2 separate regions of the Homo sapiens genome follow, and region 2 is linked to region 1. Evidence: chromatin loops called from intact Hi-C (ENCODE). Cell type or tissue: PC-3. All regions are shown on one strand. Region 1 overlaps CUBN (cubilin). Region 2 overlaps TRDMT1 (tRNA aspartic acid methyltransferase 1).

What was found. Hi-C counts contacts between places; a loop is a spot of excess contacts. Peaks named below come from ENCODE experiments on the same cell type or tissue, not always from the same donor. Only the 100,000 strongest peaks of a DNase experiment are listed, where the experiment ranks them.
Region 2: a loop joins it to region 1, with 2.1 times the contacts of the local background. A loop is called at or near these places in 3 of 110 quality-filtered maps.

The regions. Positions count from the first base shown.
Region 1 is chr10:17,073,159-17,078,158 of GRCh38, reverse strand. All of the region lies in intron 17 of CUBN (cubilin), which reads left to right. Among named protein-coding and RNA genes, the nearest start is that of CUBN, 54 kb to the left of the region's middle. In PC-3, no CTCF peak of the experiment used is centred here; DNase peaks (open chromatin) are centred at 2,428 and 3,488; H3K27ac peaks cover 3,001 bases.
Region 2 is chr10:17,175,270-17,180,269 of GRCh38, reverse strand. The region is part of intron 1 of TRDMT1 (tRNA aspartic acid methyltransferase 1); the gene reads left to right. Among named protein-coding and RNA genes, the nearest start is that of TRDMT1, 24 kb to the left of the region's middle. In PC-3, a CTCF peak has its summit at 2,070; no DNase peak of the experiment used is centred here.

The DNA of each region.
Region 1 (5,000 bases):
TGTTCCTTGTCACATTGTGCCTGTCACACAATGAATGCTCACTAAAGTTAACATCATGATGATAATGACGATGATGATGATGATGATGGGGAGGAGAAGAGAGGGCAGGAGAAGGTGACCTACTGGAGTTTGCAATCATGAGGGAAGGCACTTCTAGGTAAAACTTATTCATGTGTTCTTGATTTTAGAATATCAGATCTTAAAAGATCAGATTATATTTATTAATAGAGATGTTAGAAGGGACACTTTCACAAGGCATGAAAAGGTTTAAAATACCAACTCTAAAAATCATGAAACATACTAATAAAGAACAAAGGATAATAACCAAAGTAAATGATTTTGAGATCCTAAATGGCTTCTCTCATCTCTTATCCTCCTCACCCCTTATTCTCTCACTGGGGGCAGGGCCTCATTCCTCTCCTGCTCACCCAGATTAGCCCAAGGCTCCTCCCTAAGGTCCAGTCTTTACTTAGCTAAGATGTATGTCAGCCTGAAGCTCACTTCACAGAAAGCCACATGTTAAACACTACCATACGGTGTGGTTCTCTTTTCAGCTCTCAGATGGACTAAGCGTAAGTGCCAGCATATTTGAATTGCTTTGAATTAAAATTTAATGCTTATTATTTTAGAAATTATAGTATAAAACCAAATCTGGATTCATAGCAGAGGAAGACAAATGAGCGTGCGTATTAAGACATGGCTTTGGGACTTGACTCATTCCAGATGTTAAAGCTCACGACTCACTAGGCTCAAAAGCCCACATTTAAAATTTCATGTAAATGGTGTTTCTCAGCAAAGTAAATTTTAGTTCTCTCTATAGAAAATCATTCCTTTACAAAAACTCGTTTTTTTTTATGAGTAGTTTCTCTTCTGGAACTAGTTTAATCTGATGAATGTAAAAATTGGAAGCCATTTGGAATACACCATATGCTGAACATCCTGGGACCTGAAACCTTCAGTGTTTCCTGGACGAATAAGGCAATCCACAAGAAATCTGAACCTGGTCCGTGAAACACTAGAATTTTGAATTGGTTCTTGTTGTTTCCTTGCAAATGCGATTCACTAAAAAGAATGAATTCACTGTGACTCCTCTGCAAGTGATCACGGCATGGCTTCACCTGACTTAGAAAAATTCAGTTTTTCTGCACAAACCAGACTCAGATATTGGTCATCTTTCTCTAGGTTATGCTGCAATAACAAACAATTAGTAGCAACAACCAGAAAAATCAAAAACAATAACAAACCAAAAGCGTCTGTGGCTTTCAATAACGTGTTTATTCTTTGCTCACAATAGCAGGTTAGTTTTGGATCCATTGCAGTTCTGTTTCCTATGTCAGTTTCCTGTGCCTTCACCGTCCTGAGACCCAGGCTCTAGAGCTTGCTGGGGGAAAAGTAAAAGATGGTTGAATTATGCAGTGACTTCCAAAGCTTCTATGTGGAAATTGGTGTATCACTTTTGCTCACACTCTGTTGGGCAAAGCAAGTCCTATGGCTAAGCCCATAGTCAATGGGAAGATTATGTATTAATTCTCCGTATGGCAGTATTGCAAGTCACATGGCAAAAAGCATAGATAGTCAATCCTTTTACAGGAAGGGAAGTGAATAACTATGTAAAATAATGCCATCCATCCCAGTTCATGAGCATAAAGGAAAGAGGTTTTTTTTTTTTTTTTTTTGGTGGGGGTGCAAATTTATCAAGTCCTAGATTATTGAACGCAATACATGCTTCAGAGGTAGCTAGGGTCACTTTAGAACATTTGATGAATTTTATTCTAGTGTCTCTTTCAAAGGAGTTGTAGTTAAAGTATTGCCATGTCTAGAATCCAGGGAGAATACAGGCTTTCAGAATTAATAAGGTTTCATTTCCACAGAGAGAGAGAGAAACAGAGCCAAAATCAATTGCACCTTCTAGGTTCAGGGCCCTTGAGCCCTATGAGTTCCTCTTAAAACATTTGGACTACAGCTGCCTTTCTCCTTGTTAAAATCCTTGAATTTCATTAGTTGGGGCCCAGGGGAATGGCCCACTTTAGCTTGCAGTGATGCTATTTGGCTGTTTTTTTTCCTTCTTGTCATCTTCTAATGGGCGAAATAGAAAAGAGAGACTACAATCTTCGAAGAAGCAAATAGAACCCTGGAGGATTAGAGAGCAGGAAGATAACTTTGTGTTTCATGCTTTCTAGTTTTCAAGAACTGCAGTATGTCTGTATCTCTAACAAAAACTGAACCATCATACTGTACCTTAAAATTAATGAATCAACAAGAATTTGTCAAATACCTATTTGCAAAGTTTTTTTTATTAGATGCTGAAGGGCAAACAGAAATTTTTCCCTTCCCTCAGAGACTTACTGTTTGGTTAGAGATAAATTTAGCATAGCTTTACTACAATATGTGAAATTTGTGTTACAGATGTTGTAAGAGCTCAGAGAAAGGAACTAGTATGAGCCTGAGTCAGTGGAGAGGCATGTGATTTTTCATGTCTGTGTCAGACTCTATCATATGGCTGAATCATTATTTATTTAATCACCTCACTATTATTAGGCCTTTAGAATGGTTTCAATTATTGTTATTATAGAGCAGACTTTGATGTGGATCTGTATATGTCTTTTCCTGCATCTTGAATATCCTTGTGATACAGTGTTAGAAGTGAAATACCCTTAATACATATTGTCAGTTTATTTTCCAGAACTTTATACTTCCACCAGTTATGGATGAGAGTAACTGTCGCCACATCCCTACCAACTTTGAATATCATCCTTTTAAAATCTTTCCTTTACTGGCTAGGCACGGTGGTTCACATCTGTAATCCCAGCACTTTAGGAGGCCAAGGCAGGCAGATCACCTCAGGTCAAGAGTTCAAGACCAGCCTGGCCAACATAGTGAAACCCCATCTCTACTAAAAATACAAAAATTAGCTGGGCGTGGTGGCGTGCCCTTGCAGTCTCAGCTATTTGGGAGGCTGAGGCAGGAGAATTGCTTGAATCTGGGAGGCGGAGGTTGCAGTGATCCGAGATCGTGCCACTGCACTCCAGCCTAGGTGACAGAGTGAGACTTCATCTCAAAAAAAAAAAAAAAAAAAAAAAAAAAAGAAAACAAAGAAAAATCTTCTCTTTACTACCTGTTTGCCTTGGCCTAGATAACTCCTACTCAGCTTTCAAGTCTCCGCTTAAATGTTATTTCCACTGAGTTTTCCATAATCCCCTGGGTGAGTTCAGAGTCTTTGGTTAACCCAGTGGTTCTCTACAATTTAAGACTTTTTAATATCACTCCTTGATTATTCAGAAATGAAATACACTGATTTAACCCCACTAGACACATTATATTTAAAAATATGTAAAGTTGTAAGAATAACATTAAGAAAAAATAGAGTAACAGAATAAAATCACATTTATTTCAGTATCTGAAAACCTAGGCAAGCTGTACTTGAAGACAAAATAAAGCAGTTGATTGTCTGGACCCCAAATTGCTATGAATATGACAGTACAAATGCAGGCTGACACAGTTATGTGGGTTGGTGACTAATTTTTCAGAAATAGTGACTAACTCTTGACAGATTTCCAGGAGAAAGAATCTTCAATTTACACTCTACTTGTAATCCTGGAAAATTCAGTATGCATTAAAATTGCACAAAACTACTTTGCGCTTAATATGTAAAATAGAGCGAGATTTTATACCCAATAACAGAACTTTCACTTATGTGAATGTCACACAGGTTCAGGAGAATTCTTGTTGTGTGTGACGCTCACATTTCAGGCTGCCTCGTGTCTTTGGTCCCTTGCTACTTACTAAATGCCAGTAATGCCCCATGATTGCTGTGATAATAATTAACACAAAACCAAAAAGGTACTCTCACACATTTCCCAAATGCTAGATTGTGGTCCCTGCTGAGAACCATTGGTTAGGTAACAATGAAGTATCCTGCGCTTCCCCAAAAACCGCAGTCATCATACTTTTCAAAAATGTTCCTGCCTATTGTAAGTTCCTTGTGAGCAGTGACTGTTTCATGGTATTGTCACCTGCACAGTTCCTGGCATTTATTCATGCCTTGATAATGTTAATGAAGTGAATGAATTAATATTTGGATGTCTGTATCCTTCAGAATAATTGTACTGAACAGCGGCGGTATATATATCCATCGAATAATTCCTGCTCATAGTAGCAAGCCTCCAGTGTTTCACCTCCAAAAATGTCCAGAATAACAACAGCTATCCTTAGTCAACATTTTCCATTACCAAACATTTGGCTAAGGAATTCACACTATTGTTTCATCTGTTTGCTTCAACAATCCCATGAGCTTAGATAGAGTAACTTGCTCAAGGCTATTAAGTGAGGTGGTTTGTAAGTGACAGAGGTAGGTTTTGAACCCAAGTCCATAGACTGTATTCATGGCCACTATACTATAAGAGCTGGCTATTTGGCCGGGCGCAGTGGCTCACGCGTGTAATCCCAGCACTTTGGGAGTCCGAGGTGGGTGGATCACCTGAGATTGGGAGTTTGAGACCAGCCTGACCAACATAAAGAAACCCCGTCTCTACTAAAAATACAAAACTAGCTGGGCGTGGTGGCACATGCCTGTAATCCCAGCTACTTGGGAGGCTGAGGCAGGAGAATCACTTGAACCCAGGAGGCAGAGGTTGCGGTGAACTGAGATCACGCCATTGCACTCCAGCCTGGGTGACAAGAGCGAAACTCCATCTCAAAAAAAAAAAAAAAAAAAGAGCTGGTTATTGATTTAAAATCAGTAGTCTATTATATGAAGGAAATTCCTTTTTTTTCTAATAAAACAGGAATGCTAACAATGTTTTTTGAATTTATGGAGTTATCATATGGCTTATCTTATCTGATGTACTGAGGAAGTTAATTTATAGTTTATAATTTCTAACCTTTCTTGCACTATTATTATTCCCATATTTGATCTGGTATATAAGCTGGCAATGGACTGTGAATTTATTTTTCTAGAACTGTGTTTAGGATTTGTGTATCTATATTAATAGGTGACATCA
Region 2 (5,000 bases), 100 kb before region 1:
CACACCCGGCAGAAAGAGAAAATTTATATTGTTTGTCGTAGTTCACTTACTATTTTTATTCTTTAATAGTTATTTTAAACGTAGTATCTAGGAAAGGCAAATTAATAGACAAACATAGCCATAAAAGAGCATTTCTCTTGTATCAGTTCTTTAGTTTCTAACCAGTGAATTAGGGTGAAAAGGCCAAGATCTTTGTCAATAATGGCAGGTAGTAAAAGATGATCTGAAGACCTATACTTCTTACTTAAATGCTCATAGAGTATCAGGGCTAGAAAGTGTCTTTAGGGATTGCTTAGTGGGACTATCCTCCTCCAAATTGGAGAAAACAAGTAATAAATATCCTGGGAAGAAAATTTTTCTGCCCTGTGTTAAAAAAATCCTTTCCCCAATACCTCCGATTTCTCTCTTTCATTCTAGGGTTTGATAGCAAGGTCAGGAAAGCTTTTCCCATCAATGCTAGTCTCTTGGGATTAAATTTTAGCCCGTTTCTGTTTTTCCTTTTTTTTTTTTTTTTTATTAGTAGAGATTGGAATCAGCTAGTTTTTGTCATTTGTGAAGATCTCTTCTTACATTACTTGAAACTCTTTCAAAAATATTTCTCCTGCAATTCATCTCCCAGATGAACAGTATGAGTCTTAAGCTTTTGTCACTGGTCTAATTTTCTAACCTTAATTATAATGATAATGATTGTTTTAATTTTGATTTTTAAATTTTAGTTAAAATAATCATTATCATTATTATTTTATCTATTTAATCTATAATATTCCAGATAAATGCCAGGCAGTGAATATGAATTTTAATAATTATTGAGCATTTACTGTATCCTAGGCGTTCGTTACCTATATTCTTTTTAGAGACCAGTTTATGCCCTTGGAAATTGAGGTCCCTGCATCCTCAGGACTAAGGGTAATGCTGGGCTATGTGGCCTTTCTGTAGCCCCTGCTGAAAGTGAATAGCTAAATTGCTTTTTCTCTTCTCTTCTGCCAAGGAAAGCTTCAGGGCTGGTGCGAGGTTGTGGGTTGAGGGGCTGGAGAAGCTGTATTAGCTACCTCATGACATCAACATGACTTTAAATAGACTTTCTAGAGACGTTCCGGAAAGATTACTCATGCCTTAATTTTCTTTCTCAAGGTCCTCCTCAAAACTCCAAATTGCATTATACTACCTGACATAACATCTTTATTTTCCATTCCTTGTAGATTCCTTCACTGTGCTCCTTTTTTTTTACATTAATTTGCCATATTTCTCTCTTCCACCACTTCTCTGGCTCTGGTATGTCTTTTGGTATTTTGTTGAAAAATAAATTCTCCTAAGATATAGTGTCAAGGACGTGATAATTTCATAGATCTCCAGCAGTTCCTATCCGTATTTTGGCTGGTGGTCTCTTATATTTAGTCTGGTGTTAGTAACAATAATAATCTAAGGTATGTCTTGACACAAAGTAAATTTTGTTTGGACAGTTAGCTGACTATGGAAACTTTCTAAGGAAACTGGATCTTTGAAAAATATTTTTAATGTATTTTTTATTTTATTCTTGGAAATAATTTATCAGCAATTTTTAAAATGCAAGAACTTTTTTTTTTTTTTTTTTTCCGAGACAGAGTCTCATTCTGTCATCTAGGCTGGAGTGCAATGGTGCAATCTCAGCTCACTGTACCCGCTGCCTCCAGGGTTGAAGCGATTCTCCTGCTTCAGCCTCCTGAGTAGCTGGGATTACAGGCGTGTGCCACCATGCCTGGCTAATTTTTGTATTTTTAGTAGAGATGAGGTTTCACTATTTTGGCCAGGCTGGTCTCAAACTCCGAACCTCAAATGGTGTGCCCTCCTTGGCTTCCCAAAGTGCTGGAATTACAGGTGTGAGCCACCTCACCCAGCAAAATACAAGAACTTTTAAAAAGAACCAAACAATATACTTTACTAATAGTGATAAAACATTTGGCAGCAATTTTAAGTTCAGATCCTTATGGGTCTGTACGTTCTTTAGTACTTTTATTCCTAACTAAGCCAGCACTTTGAATGAAAGGACATTGGATGTATTCAACTGATCTTTCATCTTACAACTAGATGTCAGTGTTAACATACTTGATTAAATGTCTCAGGTGTGAGTATAATGAGTAATTCAGTAGTTACTCACCTATATGAGATATAGATTAGAAAATAAATAATAAAGAAGGAATAGAATTTTAAAAATTTCTTTCCTTATTTCAAAGTGGACTGGTTATGCCTTAATTTTCTTTCTCAAGGTCCTCCTCAAAACTTCAAACTGCATTATATTATCTAACATAACGTCTTTACATTTACATTTTTTACATTTGCATTTACATCTTGTAAATATTGATTTTTTTCCCACATTAATAACTACACAAGAACAGTTAAATTTTTTTATTTATTTGGTTAGGAAAGTCAAGAAGAGTGTGAACTTGTAAAGCTTTTCACTACTACCAACAAAAAGTTCTTCCCTACAGCGTTTCCAGAAAGAAGAATCATCAGAAAAAGAAAGGAAAGTATTGCTATTCAAATGTCTGTGTGTGTGTGTGTGTGTGTGTGTGTGTGTGTTTCTTGTCTATTTTTGTAAGAAGCATATTGAAAGCAAGAATTATGTATGTATCCTCAGTGACATTTCTAACATCTTACCTAGAAGTCTCTCTTGAAATAACTAAATCTACCTTTTAAATTTAGTCCTCATATAAATGGAAGCGTGATGTCCTTATGTATTCCTTTCGGAGCCAATCTGACAACCTTTTAAAATAATTTGTACTGTGTTTTTCAGCCAAGCGTGGTGGCCCACACCTGTAATCCCAGCACTTTGGAAGGCTGAGGCAGGCAGATCACTTGAGGTTAGGAGTTTGAGACCAGCCTGGCCAATATGGTGAAACCCTGTCCCTACTAAAAATATAGAAATTAGCTGGGTGTGGTGGCAAGTGTCTGTAGTTTCTGTTACTCTGGAGACTGAGGCAGGAGAATCAAATTGCTTGAACCTGAGAGGTGGAGGTTGCAGTGAGCCGAGATCATGCCACTGAACTCCAGCCTGGGCAACAGAGTGAGACACTATCTCAAAAAATAAATAAATAAATAAATAAATAAATAAAATAAATGTGTTTCTCTAAGTAGGATATCTCACCTTTTTTTTTTAAACCAGGCTTCCTGTTAATAAATATGAAATCCTGAATAATAACTGAAATATCATGAATAAAGTCTAGGCAAAGTAATACATCAAAGTACTGAAAACACATCCTCTTCCTCTGTTTCAATGAAAAGATACTCACGAATCCCTTTCCCAAATTCTGCCTCCTTTTTGAGAATTACTACTCTTGGATCACTCAAGTGATGGAGCTCACATAGGCAAAATTCTATAGAATTATATTCACTTTGACATTTTTAATTATACATTTTCAAAATCTATATATGTAACTTAAAAGTAAAGAATTTTGGAGATTGTAGATTTAAACTGTATACTAAGAAATATCAAGGCAACTAGTCTTTGGAATTCAAGTTAAGATTTTGACAGAATTGACAGGTTTGCTTTTTAAAACTTATCTGTAAGTTTAACCTTTTCCTTAGAAACAATAACCACCCCCCAATTCTATTTTGAGAAGGCAAGTTGAATTAGTGTCAGTAATATCTTAGTACATCCATTTCTCTTAATAGAAATAACTTTTTAAGTTATGCAGTAGGTCCTAATTTTATAACAGTCTAAAATATGTGCATCAATCCATGCAAACAGTGCATTTGCTTATTGGCTTTGAAAATCTGTTCTTTCCTGAGAAAGAAATTTCAGTTCATCAGTTTTTGGATCACCATATGAAATACTCATTTGGCAGTTGATTTTTGTCAGTTTTTATGACCTCCAGGCATATAACACAAGAACATAAAATTAATTATTGATTACAGTGCAGATTCAGCACATCACTGTACATTTTCACTCTGCCTGAAAAAAGATACAAGTCCTATTAACCAATGTCAGGCAATCCCAGTTTGCTTCATATATGGTGGAAATACAAGCAGGCTACATCATGCTGATTACAACATATTTAACAAAACAGTAAAATAGTACAATGAAGTTTATTTAATTTTCAGCTCTCTTACAGTGATTAGTAGTAGCTTAATTCTTGACTTGAATTATGATAGTTTTGTGTTTGCAAATGGATCCTTATATATTAATATTTTCTTTTGTTTAGAAGCCTTCTTGATTTATGTTTCAAGATCTGATGGCTTTAACAGATACAATTTATAACCTCAAATTTATTTTATACTAAGGCCAGTAACTAGTTATTGCACTTCAATGCAGAAGAGGCAGCTGTCTATGGCATTACTGATTAGACCACCAAGTTTGCAGCACGCAGGGGATCTTACTTTTCAGCAGGATACCTGCTGAGTGTCTTGAGCCTAGCAGCCATTTAGTATCAATCCTTGGAGACATTTGTGCCTTTCTTTTCTTCCTGGCCTCATCTCTTCTAGGCCTCAGTGGAAGGTTATGATTGTTTTCTGAGCGTGTGTGAGCCTTTCTCCTTGCCCTGTCTCCTGTGGTCTGCTTTTATTTCCGGGTGCCTGCTGCATGAGTCCTAGTTCCTCACACCACTCTTTTTTTTTTTTTTTCCTTTTTTGATATTTGGGGTAAGCTAATCAGCTAACTATTAATCAACTAATGGTATTAAAGAATCGGCTACTTGGATCTACTATGTAATATTGTATTGCTTTCTCTGATGATTTTCTGAAGTCTCAAATACTTTCATTTTTAAAACTTCACACTTTCTCCTGACTTGGGTCAGGGCATGCACATAATTGGTTTTATACATATTTGGGGAAAGAGGGTGGTCATTGTAAAATATAGCTACGGCTACAATTGTGGAGTTCCAATTTCGGCTAACATTAAAGAATATGCTAGAATTCTCTGGATCTGAAAACATTTTGAAAATGGTTTTCTTCACCAGCAAGACAGAAGGGCAGTGAAGGCATTCCTTTATAATTATTTCCCTTATTCTTCTTATATTCTCTTCTGG